Linked DNA regions of Mus musculus: region 2 is linked to region 1. Evidence: chromatin loops called from intact Hi-C (ENCODE). Cell type or tissue: left cerebral cortex. All regions are shown on one strand.

What was found. A loop is a pair of places that touch in the nucleus more often than their neighbours do. Peaks named below come from ENCODE experiments on the same cell type or tissue, not always from the same donor. Only the 100,000 strongest peaks of a DNase experiment are listed, where the experiment ranks them.
Region 2: a loop joins it to region 1, with 2.4 times the contacts of the local background. A loop is called at or near these places in 16 of 42 quality-filtered maps.

Annotation. Positions count from the first base shown.
Region 1 is chr11:74,826,050-74,834,049 of GRCm38, forward strand. It overlaps Mnt (max binding protein), which reads left to right and starts at 4,875. Exons shown (of 6, transcript NM_010813.3): 1 at 4,875-5,352. The coding sequence starts at 5,280. It also overlaps a transcript of Mettl16 not described here. In left cerebral cortex, CTCF peaks have their summits at 2,803, 3,908 and 4,887; DNase peaks (open chromatin) are centred at 2,230, 2,584, 2,764, 3,985 and 5 more places; H3K4me3 peaks cover 3,944 bases; H3K27ac peaks cover 4,828 bases.
Region 2 is chr11:74,645,578-74,653,577 of GRCm38, forward strand. It overlaps Cluh (clustered mitochondria (cluA/CLU1) homolog), which reads left to right and starts at 3,927. Exons shown (of 26, transcript NM_001081158.3): 1 at 3,927-4,117. The coding sequence starts at 4,018. In left cerebral cortex, no CTCF peak of the experiment used is centred here; DNase peaks (open chromatin) are centred at 3,801, 4,301 and 7,376; H3K4me3 peaks cover 2,324 bases; H3K27ac peaks cover 1,986 bases.

The DNA.
Region 1 (8,000 bases):
ACGGGCACAGGACAGGCAGGGGATAGATATGTACACTGTATTCTTTGACTCCCTCCCCTGCCCATTCCCAACCTGGAAGTGGAACCTCAAGGTAGCTTGTGGCCGATAAGCCCTGAAGAGTGGCGCCAGCACTGCCCACGGGAGGCTGTTCTATTGCCTGTTAGGTATGAACCCCATAGTAGGCCTTTCGAGAGCACTGACATTGTTTCAGCCCTCTGCCTTGAGAGGACCTTCCCTATCTCAGCACATCTCCACCCCTGAGTGATCCAGCTGCCTCTTGAGTCACACTGTGTGACTCCGCCTCTCTTTACTCACAGCTCTGCCAGGACCCACTCCCTTGACCTGAATTAATTGACTCCGGAAGCCACATCCTTTTTCCTTCAAAGGCAAGTCTGAAGTCCTCATGCTTCCCTATGCCTTAACAATGGATCAGCTTCTTTCACCCCCTGGCACCCACAGCTTCCACTCCAGAGAAGACAGCAAGGTGCTTAGAGAAACCGAGGCAAAGGCTCTTCCTTTCTTGTTTCTGAGCTCCCCTTCTTTCTCTTCCTTTTTTTTTTTTTGTTTGTTTGTTTGTTTGTTTTTGTTTTTGTTTTTCAAGACAGGGTTTCTCTGTGTAGCCCTGGCTGTCCTGAAACTCACTCTGTAGACCAGGCTGGCCTGGAGCCTGAGCTCCGTCTCTGTATTACTCAGTACTCATACCCAGGATGGGTGCCTGGATAAAGCTCTACCCTTCACCTCTGTCACTGGTCAGGCTCAGTCAGAGCTTCTTCCAAGGCAAACCATTCACAGACTAAACCTGCATATGGAACGACACTAAGCAGAGTTAATGATTATCTGTTTTTAGCAATGGTGTGTGCGTACGCATGTGTGCTTTCTTTCCTTGTCCACTCACTTCCGGGAGACTTGCAGGGACTCTGGACCCCATACAGATAGTACTTGCCCAGATTTGACTAGCCCAGATAGAAAAGAGGATCAGGCCAGTTTTCAACTTGACAGCTTGGTGACCTTTGATAAGATCACCTTTTCTTGGGATCTTAGACCTTGTAATCACGCTCTTCCAGCGGTGACATGCAGTGAGGAAGTGCAGGGAAGTAGGTTAGACAGGAGGAGGACGTAAGCTGTACCAGTTTGGGAAGGGGAAGTATAGACTCTGGGGAGCCTTCTTCACTGATGACTGGACAGATGGCCTCACAAGGGTACCTCTGCCAGCATAACTTACGATTATCCTGATGCCTTTAAGACTTGGGTTCAGGGTAGCCCAGCCCCAAACACACTTCATTTCTTCGATGTTGTTTGGTGTGTTTTGGAAACGGTCTCATTTTGTAGTCCAAGCAGGCCTCAAAAGCTGGGAAGCCATCCCTCTGCGTGAGCCCAGGTTTTGAGGTGGTAAGGTGTGAGCCACCATGCCTGGTTGGAGGAAATTGAGATCTAGGAGCCCGACTTAAACTTAGTATTTCATAGCCTGCAGTGCCTGGAGTAGTTGCATTGTCTCTTGCTGTATCCAATATGGAGAACAACAAAATGAATTCTTCCTGATGTGAGTGTACAAGCCAATGCTACCGTCTCACTAAAGATCACCTGGTCTTACCTATAAACATACTTAGCCAGTTGTCTGGCATGTGCTTGTTAAATGAATGTTACCTAGTGTATCCCTGAGCATAGCTGTCTAATGTCCCTTATTTATAGATGGCTCTTTCCCTTTGGCCTTGTTTTAATTATGACTGGTGAAAAGTTACCTAAAACTAATCAAGATACCAAGTCAAGGCTAAAAGGATGGGGCGTCTCCTAGAATAGTATGAATAGTGTGAATATGTGTGTATTGAGCTCCACACCCGTTCCCACATCCCATTGTGGTCAGGGAAGTCATTTCCTAGAGCACTGGAGCTGTAAGTGTGTGGCTCTGTCGGGATGAATGGTACGAGGACAGGAACTCAGCACAGACAAGGGAGGAAGGCTTGCTATGGAATGAGCAGTAGGCATTGAGGAATAGCACAAGACAGAAGGAAGGCGTTGGAAATCTGCATGAAAAAGTGATAGAAGATCCTGTTGCCCTCCTGACCCAGACATCCTCAGCAGCTAGAAAAGACACAACAGGACTTGAGTACGTTTTAGAAGATGGCTGGCTCTGGGATCATTCTCCAACCCAGCGAAGCTTTTGCTGAAACATCAAACTAGACTTTCCCTTGAGTGAATGTGCTTGCCAACTTATGCCCTGGCTCCACCCATTGGAACAGGAAACTAAAACAGCCCTCCCATTCATTTCCCTCTTCTGTGCCTCCCTCTAGGTGTCTCACCTCCCCACTGTCCACTCCTGAACTTCCAGAAACCTTGGTTGATGAGAAAAATCTGGTGGCCATTTTTAGGCTCCTAAAGGCAATAACAGGCCTTGCAAATGCCTTTCTAAATCCTTGGTTTTGCCTAACATCTCCTGACTGCTGTCCCCATGTGACCTAAATAAACATGATCATGTGAAGCCTGTAAGGCTGTTTGTTTTAAATAGCAAGCATCTCTGCTAAGCCCTGAAGCAGATGGGGTACTGGGGGCAAGGGAAAGGCCAGCATTCAAGTGTGCCTTCATTCCACTTTCACTTCCTCTCCCTGAGAGAAGGGAGATGCTTTCAAAATACTGCTCAGAAAAGTAATTTCTTTTTTGTCACAGAACTGGTCCTTCACAAGATTAGAAGCACTTGGCTTTGTATGATTGCTGTGGGCCACTTGAGGGAGACAGGACAAGCTGGACAGTTTGAGTGAATGGTGTTGGCTTCCATGCAAAACAACAACAAAAAGGCCGGTAGCGCCACCTCTGGCATCTCCATGTTCTGTAGTATGTGTAGGTCAGGTGCAATAACACCCAAAGCAAGTAGACACCAGGATGGAAAGGCAGAGCCTGCACCCCTGTAGGCTTCTAAGAAAAGGCTGCTTAACCTGTAGACAACTGGGCTCTCAAGAGTCTACCTTCTCACTAAAGATCACCTGGTCTTACCTATAAACATACTTAGCCAGTTGTCTGGCATGTGCTTGTTAAATGAATGTTACCTAGTATATCCCTAGTATTTTCCTTTGCTTTAGCTTCTTAGTGACACTGGACATTTGCATAAGAGTTATTCATGCTCAGGTTCACACGCTACAGTTCAATACATCAAGATCAAAGACTCCATTCAGCTGTGCCGGGTGTCTTTCTCTAGGATAAACCTGAAGGGGAAGGGAGACCCGCCACCCTCTTTTGTTCTGTGTTCCTGGCAGCTCCTGAAGTAGGCAGGTAATGTTGGATAGGTTGGATTGTCACGGTGGCCCGCTCTACGATCTTATGGTTGGGTTTCCGGTGCTGTGCGATGGAGCCCAAGATCCTGAAAGCACCGACTGGCATGTCTCCATTTCCCTTGCATTGGCTACCATGGAGGTTGAAGCATTAACAGGTAACTGACTATCCCTAGCACTGAGAGTAATTGCATCGGCTTCGTTGTGCCCATAATATTCTAGTGCTTTTCAATGCTAACTGTACGAATGGAGATTGTATGGCTTTCCACCAAAGAGAGTTCCAGATGTAGGATATTTTTGTTGTCCTAATCAAGAAGATGTAAGTGCTCAGCCCCCTTCCTGAACTGCAGTTTGATAGTTCTTCACTTTTGCGAGGACCCGAGGTGGTAAGAGGCAGCTGGCGGTTGAGAGAGGTCTGACTAGACTACGAGTTGCTCAATGAACAAGGAGCAGTTGGAGTAGTCCCTTCACTTGGGCCTCAGTTTTCTTACCTGCAAAGTGCAATGATTTGGGCAAGCTGACTTCAAAGATCTTTCTGACTGTACCTAGGGACAGTCCTAAGCCCTGCAGCCAAGATAAAGACTGACTGGCGAGCTTAGGAGAGTGCGCGGTTCCAACCCAACACAGTGAGCGACCCCGCCCCGCGCCCAGCGGGCCGCTAGGGTAGCGCGCGGCTTCCGCCCTCCACGTTGTTGTTCCTGATTTAGGCCACGCCTCCTCGGCCTGGGCTTTGGACGCTTCTCCTTTTGATTACTGGTGCCGGGGCCCAACAACGAGGTGCCCTCTAGAGTGGCACACTTTTAGTCCCCACCCATATCAGAAACCGGTGGACAAAGAATTTAGGAGAAGGGAAGTAAGCCCTGGTTTTGAATGGGAGGGTAATGTAAAGCAGGGGATGGACTGCGGAATTCCCCTGTAGGTGTCTCACCCTTCCGTCACCCGGTGGCCCTATCCGCACCCGCTAATACGACCCTGTAGACACTGTCCCTTTAAACCGAAGGCTGGCGGCGCGGGGTGTCCATGTGGAGCTGCTCCATGCCGTGTTGTCCTGCCCGCCCATTGGCGGGCGGCCTGGTGATGTAGCCTAATAGGATGCGAACGCACTGCGGGGGGAGGAACAGAGACAAAATCCGGAACGGGATCAGCTCTCCCGTCCCTCTGTCAGGACTCTAGCAGCCTGCTGTCAGCTCCGCCCAGGGGCGGATCCCGGGGGGAATTGCGACAGACCGGACGGCTGCGGGATTTAGGTCGTGTCTACGTGGGGCGAAGAGACCTAGGGGTCAGACTATAGGTCTCCCTGACCTGTGTCACCGCTGTCTCAGCTAACCGAAGCCTTGGGCTTCCCATTCTCTCAGCAAGGCAGATCCCGCCGTGAATGCCCTAAGCACGCAAACCCCGTTTAACTTGTGGCTGGCCACGGAGAGGAGGGGCAAGTAGGGAAAGCGGAAACAGCGAGGAAGCCTGGTTCCATCTTCTCACCCCCACCCAAGCCACGTGTGCGCGCGCGGTGGGCGGGGCCATCCCTGGCGCGGCCCCGCCCTCAGTGAGACGCCGCGGCCCTGCGGGCGGGGGCTCCGGTCCGGGCTTTGGCTGCGGCCCCGGTGTAGTAGCGGGGGCGGCGGCCGGGGGCAGCGCGGCTCCTTCCCTTGTTGTGTGTGTCGGTGCCTCCTCGCCATCTTGTTGCAAAGCCCTTTCTTGTCGGCGGGACTCCGGGGGCCGCGGGGCGGGAGGCATCGGAAGGGAGGAAGAGGAAGAAGGAAGGAAGAAGGCAGTGCCGCCTTTTTTATTTTTTGCATCAAAATTTTTTTAATTTGCAAATTTTTATTTTGCAAATATTTTGGGAGACATTGATTTTTCTCCCCGTGCTCCCCCGTTCTTTTCTGAGGAGTGCGCTGCGCCGCCCAGCCCTGTCGCCCCCCGGAGGTGATCCCTCCCTCCTGCCGGCCCGCCAGCCTGACCTGTGCTTGGCTCGCGGGCCGCAGCCTCGGCCCCGGCGCGCCCCCGGCTGCTCTCGCCGCGATGAGCATAGAGACGCTACTGGAGGCGGCCCGCTTCCTGGAATGGCAAGCGCAGCAACAACAGAGAGCACGTGGTGAGCGGCCCGGCTGGGCCCCTGGGGCACTGGGCAGAAGGGGAGGCCAGTGACCCCGATCCCTGAACCCACTGGAAATCGCAGGGAGGCCCCTCTATGGCGCGACCTAAAAAGCCGGGCACAAACTCCCCGCAAGAGCTGCCGTCCGGGAGGAGTGATGCGAACGTTGAAAATAATTAATGAATTCATTAACATGCAAAGAAGGACCCAGTTTCTGCGGGTACCACCCTAGCTGACTGGCACCCCCGTACACCTTCAGTGGGGGGCCCCTTAGTTGTGGGCGGGCGGCGCCCTCGCTACCATTGAGGATGTGTGAACCGGGGGATGGGGAGAGGGATGTTGATGTGTGGGGGTGGCAGACCCGCGTGTGCTTGCGTGTGAGCACCAAGATGATGTGTGATGGGAACCGGGGAAGAGCGGATGAACGGACCTGTACACGGGTGTGTTTGTACAGCACACGAGTGGGCGTGTGCGTAACTGAGTGGGGGTGGGGAATACTCTACGCCGAGCTGCTCTTCGGATTCCCTGGCCTGGGCTGGAGGGTGCGGGGAGCGCTCCCGGCAGATCTACGCGCTGCTTGGGGCGGAGGCGGCCTTTGCAGAATGAAATGACATCGCGTGTCTTATGATCCTGGCCAGCCCCGCCTGACCCCGCCTCCCAGAGCTGGGCTGGGTCGCACGTCTAGCTTTGGCTGAGAGCTGCGCTGATTGGGTGCATGTGAGTGTCCCGCGGGTCGCTGGGGGCAGCCCTAGGCCCCCCTGCCTTGCCCTGCTTTAGCCGGTGTGGAATGTGGCGTGTCTGCGCGTTTCAAACCCGCTCTTGGCTGGAATGTTGCGTGTGCCTGCGTCCCAAGCCCGTTGGTTACCCGGACTGCTGACGTAGTCAGGCCCCGCCCCCGACCACGTGCACGGGGGACACTCCCGCTGGGGACTGTGCGGCCCGGCCCCTCCTCACCGCCTCGCGGTTGCCTAGGGGCGGGGTCTGGGCGGGGCTGGCGAGGGGCCTGGAGTCGGGTTGGCCTCCAGCTCTGGTTGCTGGCCATCTCCCAGGGAGAGCCTTTGCCCTGGGTAGGAGGAGCTATGTTCACCTAGGCTCTTGCTGGATCCTCCTGTTTTTGATCCTGTAGCGAGGGAATCCTCAGAATCTCAGGGTGACATCTATAAGTAACATCTCACTGACCCACTAACAGTGTCCCTAAGCCCTTCTGGCAACAACCCGGCCACATTGTTATAAGCTCGCCTAAGAAGGGTAAACTTTGGCGCGCCCTCAGAGGCTAAAAGAGGGTTTATGAGACTGTCATCCACCCGCTTTGGCTATGGTCCCTAGCCTTCGAGTGCTGCTTAAATAGGGGCCGAAGGGAAAAGACCCCCGCTTTCCAGCCTCTTGTGAGGGCCTCAGTTCTGAAGCAGTGTGTGTGCAGTTCCTAGGGATTCCTGGTTCCCCTACCCCCTCAGAACCCTTCAGTCGGTAGTGTTGTGGTGGAGTTCTTCGCCCTCCTTCCCTTTCTTTCTGCCTATTGTTGCTTCAGTGATGAGTCATGCAGGAGGTAGTAGTGTGTGTGTTGTGTGCCCGCGCACAAAGGCGCGCGCGCGCCTGCAGCTTGTTCCGCGCGGTGGGGCGGGAGGAGTGGTAGCCCGCAAGGGGCGGAGGAGCTGCAGGTTCGCAGGCCTTGTCAGACCGAGTAGCCACTCAAGGTCAGGAGTCACTGGAGATTTGCAAGACCCAAGTGCTTAGGTTTTTTGCAGAATGGATGGCTGGGGTATCTGTCCACATGTCCCTCCCCTTTGTGTTTTGAGTCCAGAGCAGGGTCAAGCAAGTGCTGGTGGTTAACCAGAGCGACTAGTATACCCCTCTCAGCGGCGGATGTGGGGAGGGGGAAAATTGAAGAGTTTGAGAGGAAGAGTCATCTGCTGCTACCGTCAACACAATGCAGATCAGGAATACCAATCATACCCCCCCCCCCCCATGTAATCAGGCAGTCTTGGAGAGAGGAACAGGATTGACCCTACTGTTGCCTCTGGGGAACTCTTATTTCACCTTCCAAGCCATATAGAAAAAGGGTGAAGCCCCCCCCCCCCCTTCTGCTGTGCTCTGTTAAGCCTACCTGTAAGGGCATGTGGGTTGGTGGATGCGCCTCTGCAGAGGAACCTGGGAAAAGCCCCCTTAAGAAATCACACAGCCCTTCCCCCAAATAGTGAGAGGTGGGGAGAAGCAGAGTTCAGCACTCAGGTCACAGCTAGCTGGTGTTGGACCAAAGGGTCTTAAAGGATAGATAGGTGGGGACTGGTGAGCCAAATCTACTCCAAGAACTCAAGACCAGATGTGGTTCCCACGGGCTAAAACCTCCACAGGTGATACCAACTTGCCGACCAGAACTGCTCATGCTCTGAGATACTTACTTCAGATGTCCAGCTCTGAGCAGGGTTCTCTTGTCCTCTCCATTCCCACCTACAAGGTCAAGCCTGCCGTGGACCAGCTTGGTCACGTGATGAACCCGGGGGTGTGATGCACATTTAAGCAAGGATGACAGAGAGGAAAGGCCAAGGCCGTGCTAGTGCCCAGAGGAGGGTTGAGCCTGGGTTTTGCCAGCATTTGTGGAGATGACTTGAATTATTCTCTTCTGGTTTGGAGGGAGCTTGCTGTTGTGT
Region 2 (8,000 bases), 180 kb before region 1:
TAATAAATAAATGTATCTTTTTTAAAAAAAATCAGAGTAGAGATAATGACATATGTTTATCTAATAAAAAAAAGTTGGGGTGTGGAAAAGATGGTTCAGCAGTTAAGGGTACTAGCTGCCCCTGTTTTGAGACAAGGTCTCGGCATGTAGCTTTGGATGCCTTCAGAGATCCATATGTCTCTGTCTGCCTAGTCCTGGGAGCAAAGGCATATGCCACCAGGCCTGATTGCACTGGCTGTCTTGCAGAGGACTGGGTTTCTTGCCCCCTATGGTGGTTCACAACTGTTTATAAGACCAGCCCAGGCAAAATACCCAAACACATAAAAAGCAATAAGTAAATAAATACTCTAAGTAGCCCGGTAGTGGTGGAGTACACCTTTAATCCCAGCACTCCAGAGACACAGGCAGGTGGATCGATCTCTGTGAGTTCAAAGTCAGTTTGGTCTACAGAGTTAGTTCCAGGACTGCCAAGGCTACACAGAGAGACCCTGTCTTGAAAATCCCAAACAAATAAAAATATAAAATAATATAAAACAAACTCTTAAAATTAAGAAAGAGAATAGAATATAGAAAAAAGAAAATATACATGCACATTTATGCATAAATACTTTATATGCTATATCTCTAGTAAGGTATAAGAATTGGTAACTTGGTTGGGGTGGTAGTACCTCATCCCTTTAATCCCAGCACTTGGGAGGCAGAGGCAGGAGGATCTCAGAGTTTGAGGCCAGCCTGGTCTACGAAGTGAGTTCCAGGACAGCCAAGGCTACACAGAGAAACCCTGTCTCAAAAAACAAAAACAAAAACAAAACAAAACAAAACAAACAAAAAACAAAACAAAACAAAAAAACCCAAACCAAACCAAACCAGAACAAAAAAAATAGTAAGTTGGGCTGTTTGGATGGGCATGAACAAGGGAGGGAGGGAAGGAGGGTAGGAGAAGCTGGCGAGATGGCTCAGTGGTTAAGAGCACTGACTGTTCTTCCAGAGGTCCTGAGTTCAATTCCCAGCAAACATAAGGTGGCTCACAACCATCTGTAATGGGACCCAATGTCCTCTACTGGTGTGTCTGGAGAGACAGAGTGGCAGGGCACTCGCATACTAAAAAAAAAAATCTTAAAAAAAAAAAAAAAGAAAAGAAAAGAAAGAAAGAAAGAAAAAGAGGAAGGAAGGAGACAGACGAAAGAAGACAGACAAAAATTTCCCCTCTTGATTCTCTTGCCTTTACCTCTCAAGTGCTGGGGTTTCAGGTGTTCACCACCATGCCTGACTGTGTGGTGCTTATTTCTTATTTATTTATTTTTAGAAAAGTTCTCAGGCTGGTCTCTAACACACTATGTAGTTGAATTTCTGATCCCCCTGCCTCTGGGATTACAGACTTCTGCCACTCTGCTAGCTGCTCAGTCCAGGAGCAGGCGGGGGGGGGGGGGGCGGGGGGGGGGGTCAGGCTACCTGCTGAGCAGGATTCCTGACACTCTATGTCCTTTTTACTTGTCGGATTTGGAACAATGTGAATTTATTATCTGTGCAAATTTTTAAGTAAAGTTGGCTGTGATGGTGCATCCCTGTAATTTATGTCGTGAATTCCAAGCCAGCCTAAACTATAGAATAAGACCCCTTTCTCAAACAAGCAACCAAAGAATAGTCTCCACCCAGAAGCACTCAAGGTGTGCCCTGAACACTCAGACAGTCTTGCAGCCTTGCACAGGACATTGCTTGGAGCTTTCCAGGTCAGCAACTGCACACACACACACACACACACACACACACACACACACATACTCACTCACTCACTCACTCACTCACTCACTCATATACACATGTGCGTACATGCCATATATACATACATATAATTAAAAGTAAAAACAAAAGCACAGGGCTCAGTTAGTAAAGTACAAAGCCAGGCATAAGGATAGTCCCCTACAATTCCAGCACCCAAGATGGAAACTGGAGAATTCCTCAGATTTGTTAGCTAGCCAGCCAGCTTAGCTAACTGCTGAGCTCCAAGTTCAGTGAGAGTGTGAGAGAGACCTTACTTTAAGAAATAAGGTGAGGTGAAGGACATGCACTCACTCACACACACACACACACACACACACACACACACACACACACACACAATAAAAATGTAGTAAAGGCAAGAACACACAAACATGTATCTACACACAGCAAAACACCTGAGATTCAGCAAGATGATAGTGATTTGCTCAAGTTCACTACAAGAGACAGGTACGGGTTCCTAGGGACTGACTTCCAGTCCACTTCGATGTCAGGTCCACACACACCTTGCTTGCCTGCCTTTTGTTTGTTTGTTTGTTTGTCTGTTTGTTTGTTGTGTGTTTTCTTGAGACTGGGTCTAGCCAGGAAGCCCAGGCTAACCTTAAACCCTTTATATTCTCTCCTTGCCTTCTGAGTGCTGGGATGACGGATGGAAACACTGAGCCAGGTTCCTGCTGCCTGATTTCTATGTGCACCCAGCAATAAGGTCTTGGTCATTCTTCCAACTTCCTTGTGCAATAGCCTGAAATCACTTCTCCTTAGTCCTGCTCAGTTCTCCTTTGCCCTCACATAACAGTCAAGAGGATCTTTCTGACACATACATTTCTCTCCTCCCTCTCCCTTCAATGGAGGGTTCCTTCTTCTTTTGGCTTCAGTTCTCATCATCACATGTGCTCTAGGGGCAAACTGAACTTCCTATGTATTCTATTCTGACAGTGTGTTACTATGTAGCCCAAGCTGGTCTCCAAATTCAGGTCCTCCAGCCTTTACCTATCAAGAACTGGGATTGCAGGCCCTTGTGGTCACACTAGATCTCTAAAAGGAAAGCAGATTTAACTTTCCTTTGCAATGTATACAAGGGTGTATGTAGACCGCTCCCATCTCAGCCTCAGATTGCCAGGGTCCATTAAATCCTAGCAAGTGTAAAGACTGTGTTTAGTGTTTCACAAAGGGCTTTTCCACCTGTGCATGGAAGGCTTACCCTGTCCCCTCTCTGCCTGAACATAACTGTCTGGATAGACCTGGTTTCAATATCACCTGAGACTAGGGTTGTCTCTCAGCAGTAGACACCTTTACCATGCCAGAGGTCCTGAATTTAATACTCAGTAGGGCACACACAAGAAAAGTACCCCCCCTCCCCCAGCAATCATGGACCTCACTCCTTATTCCCCACCCAACCAAAAGAACTGAAAAATAGATAACAACTATAGTAAGGATCTATTTATTGGTCTAAATCTGAACTTGTTCTGTGACTTTGGCCCTCATTGTCCTTCACTGTAAACCAAGATAGTGGCCTGGAAGTGAGTGAGTGTGTGTGTGTTTTACACAGATAGGGGAGGAGCCCATGGTGCTGAGTCCAAGTTTTCATAGTCTGTTTCTGACACTTTATGCATATTTGCAACCTGCACACCTTCCTCAATAATCCACACTTGATCTTAGCCAAAAGGCCTAGAAGCGATCTTCCTCAATAATCCAAATACACTCTAGACCCTTCCCTTCAGTAGGAAAGAGCCCACTCGGTGAGGAGGATACAGAGGGTCGTGATAACAAAGCTGCTTTAGAACGACGCGGTCTTTTGGCAGATGCTCAATAAGAAGCAGAGGGTCATTGGGGGAGGGGGAATAGGGAGCGAAGGCAGTCCTAGACAAGTCTCCACCCAAGGTCACGGCGCCCGCCCAACGGGCGGCGAACCTAGGAAACGTCTCCCGGAAGCCCCGCCTCACCAGGGGGCCGAGGCCTCTCCCCTTTGAGCCCGGACGCGTTGCCTTTAAGGCTTTGAAAGAGTCACTGAATCTGTGAACTGACTACGGAGTGCTCGGTGTTTTGTCCCTCGTCGTCTGCCGTGGGCAGGCCGGGCGCGAGGGCGGGGTAGGGGAGCGGCGGCGGGGTCAAAGGCTAAAGCGCGCACCACGTGGGCCGGTGACTCCGTCCTTCCCGCAGCGGCCGTGGCGCGCAGGGCACTTGGGTTAGTGGCGCGGCGTGCGGCGCGGACAGGCGAGCCGGACGCCTGCTCCCGCCATGGTCATCAAGACGGACGAGTTGCCGGCGGCCGCCCCGGCCGACAGCGCCCGGGAGCACGGCTCGCAGGCCGGCGGCAAGGGGCGGCCGAACGCGGCTGGTGAGTGAGTGGGCCGGGGGCAGGGACAGCTGGGCTAGAGCCCGGGCCGAGTCCGGCCGGAGGGCTCGGGACTCGGTGGGAACAACCGTCTTCCCTCCGCGTCAGTGTGGGCGGTGCACTGGGCCGCCCCCGCCCTGAAGGTCACCTTCAGTGGCACCCCCGGCTACGGCCTGGACTTCGCACGTGGGGACCGTGGAAGGGCATCCACGGCGGACACACTCGCGCAAGATCGCGGGGACACGTGCGCGCACACGCGGTTTGGTTTCAGGGTGCGCCGCCGCCGCAGACCGATGGAATCGGCGGCCCCACCCCCTCCGCGCCCCTGCTTGGGGAGCTCTTGGGGCTGGGGGCAGTGACACTTGCGGCCCTGCCACCTTCTGGTTCTCTTGTCCTAGACGTTCCTGTGCGGCAGAGCTGCAGCACTGTGAGTGAGGCTCAGTTTGGAGCTGCCCAAACTTGGACTATGGGAAGAGCGCAAGTTGGGGTGTGTGTGTGTGTGTGTTATTGGGGTGGGTTGTCTCTGGTACATTCTTAGAGACAAGGGCTTAACCCCAAGTCATCAGGCTGTGGTCTCAATTCTTTTAGTTACTGGCCTCCACTTGATCAGGGGTTTGGGGTCCTGCCTGTGTGTGGGCAAAGCCTAGCTGTTTGTCAGGGGGAGGTGTTTGTGCCTGAACTTGATCATTAACCTGCCTTATTGCGAAAAGTGGGTCAGACTAGAGCTGCTGTTTTTTTAAGGCAAAGGTCATTAGTGTGGAGTGGAGCGCCCAGCTCTCCCCCGTGGGGGCTGTGTGGTGGTGGCTTTGGGAGTGGCAGAGGCTTGTCTAGGGGTGGGGCCTACTTCTCTTGTACTTAGCCTGTGCCCTTTCTGTTAGTTTTTTACCAAGTCTCAGGCTCCAGCCTTGAAACTGGAAACCCCTTCCTAGGGCCTCCTCACTTTTCCTCAGAGCCAGCCTGGTCCTTTCTACCCAGGATGCCAGTGAGTGCAGACCCTCTTTATCTCTCTTTTCCTCAGCTCATCTCCTTATTCTTCCCAGCTCCGGTGAGCAGACTAAGGCTAACACGGGAGTAAGGATGGCCCTAATGGGCCTAGCACTTGCTAGACTGTTATCCATCACAGTGGACTTACCTTGCCCAAGACAAGGCCTGAGTTGTACCCAAGCACAAGAAGTGCTGAAAAATGTCGTGGCTCTGAATCCATGGGCAGGCTGGGTAAGAGAAGGTTAGAGCTGCCTGTTTCCCCTCCATCAAAGAGATCTGAAGAGATATGAAGCAGCTTGTCCAAGGTCATAGTGATTTCATTGTCCAGGGAAGCATTTGGATTTCCAGTTTACGGCTAGCATGCCAAGTCTACCCCAGCCCAGCCTAGAGGAAGCTGAGGTGGGCATGCTGGGTTATTATGTATGTGATTCAGGGGATTTAGGAACTGGAATGGTAGTGGAGGATTTTTGATGAATGAAGCTCCCTTAACTATATGCTAAGGGACTCTTGGGTGTGTGTGTGTGTCAGGGGGTGCTGGGTTGGGGTCAGAGCATAGTTCTTCATCTTGGGGACACACAGGACTTTCTACTTGGTAGGATCTTGGCTTCTGTGTCCCAGAAAACTGGTATAGATAACAGACTATCCGGCCATCTTGGATCTGTTCAAAAGAAGAAAGACATAAATGGAGCCTGTGTCGTGTTTGTCCTGCTCCCCCTGCCCTCCCCCACCCATCTGCTATCCCATGGTAAGGTTTCTGCATGGGTATCAAAGTGTAGCCCCTGACCCACAGCCCCTCTTTCTAGAGCTCTCCAGTACCTTTGAGGAGGCGATCGAGGCAGGCCAGGGACAGTTACCTTAAGAATAAAGTAACTTTTAGGGGTTAAGAGAACAGGCAGGTTTTTCAAGTTCACAGTGGTGTGTCAGGTTCCTTCTGTACAGGGGAGGGCTCCCTGAGTTGGGCGTGGAAACTGAAGGGGACTTGGCAGACGAGGGGAGAATTTAGGGGCTTATAAGCTCTCCAGCAGGATCTTAAAGCTCTTTTTGGGTGGTGTCTGAGAAGACACTTGGACCTTGAAGACCTATTTCTGGTCTGGGGAAACAGGAAGGAGGCAAGCAGGATCTTCCATAAGCTGTCTCTCTGCCTCTGTCCTCTTGTCTTGAAGCCCTGGGTTCAAGGATGGGGCAGTGTATCTTTTGGAGTTCGACTTCCTGTTCTGCCCCTACCTGCTGATTCCTTAGCTAGGGTGTGGCCTGGCCCTGGCATAGTCTCTGAAGATGCTGTCAGACTGGAGTGGCATACAGAGACTACTTGTGGTTACTCAGACCCCTTTGTAACTCCTGCCTGTGACCATCTCTGGCTAGGGGAGTGCTGTCTAGGCCTAGGAAGGCTGTGTGTTGTCTTTCCGCTCGGATCTCTCCTAGAGACTGTAGGTGGAGGTTAGCAGTGTACTAAGTGCCATTTAGGCAGTTAGTCCCATTCTGCAGAGGATTGCCTTTTTATTTCACTTCCCTAAAACCTAGGTCTTCAAAGACCTCTAGGATCTGAGTGCAAGGGAGTAGAGACTTGGGTCATCTATGGCCTCATGCACCACCTGGACTGAGTCCTTAGGCTTCCAGGGGAAGGCACTGCTGTAGCCTGGTCTCTTGGGGAGAATGGCAATAGACCTTACTCTAAAAGTAGCGTGCAGAGGTTGGGTTTGGAACTTCGACACACATCCCTTTTCCTAGACTTAGCTTCACAGCCTTTTGCCTCTGTGACCTTGGACAGCTCACTTATAAGCTGTGTGGAGCTTTAGTTTCCTTGAATGAGATGGGATAGTTGATTTGAATATGGTCCTTCTGGGGAGATGGCCTCAAGTGAGCACTGGCTTAACGTTAACTTGAGTGAGACTCCTTTAGCATTGTTACCAGGCTGCCTGCTCCCCTCCCAGGATTAGGGTGTGTTTGAAGAGGGGGTTAAAAGGGATGGAGCTCTATCTGGATCTGACCCTTCTTGCCTCAGGTCATAGTGTGAGGCTCAGAACCTGTTAGGGCTGAAGAGAAGCCAACGGTCTGCTTAGCTGTCCCTGGGAATGGAGGGCCCTGGAGTGAGAGCCTTGTCCCCCTTTCCACCCCCATGCTGGTTAGTATGGATGCCAGAGCAATTCTCACTGGGCCCTGGCAACAAGTCAGAGGCCCTGCGAATGCGCTCTGGCGAGGCTGGGCATGCTGCTTCTCCACAGTGTGATGGCCTTCAGCCTCTTGCTGGCAGCTCTGTTTTTCCCCAGGGGAGACATTTGGTTTTCTCCTGGTGGCGCACAGGCTGCTGGGAAGAGAAGAGGTAGTCTGCCAGCTTCTTGGTGCAGCTTGAAGTCCTGAGGCTTGGGTGCAGTTGTCCTCTGGGAGATTGGGAGCCCATCCCCCTCTCACTAGAACCAGTGACTCTCAGGAAGAGGCCAGCTGCCAGGTCACCTGCAAGAGACAACAGGAGCCAGAGGCCCCAGCCAGTCCTTTGACCTAAGAGGAAAGCAGGGTGCTCTGTCGGTAGCTGGTGGACCAGGGGTGGCTATCTGATGGCCTGGGCCCGGGTCTGTGCCAGCTGTTGTCAGCAGCTGGCTGAAGCAGTCCTGCCTACCACTGGTGTAGATGGAGCTGAGGAGAGGACCCCCTTGCTGAGCTCTGCTCCTGCCAGCCTGCCCCCTATGCCTTCTGTCCACAGGGGCTCAGGTACCCCAAGTGCTGGGTTCCTATGTTCCCCTAATGGCTTTGCTAGCAGTGGTTCCATTTCTGAGGTATGTGGGGAGGTGGGCCTAAGTACTAGTAGTAGTTCTTTCCAAGGTCCTGAAGCCAGTGGGGCCGCCTGGCCCTCAGTTGTCCTTCTGCCCGACCTTGAACAGAATGAGAGGCAGGGGGAATGTGCCCT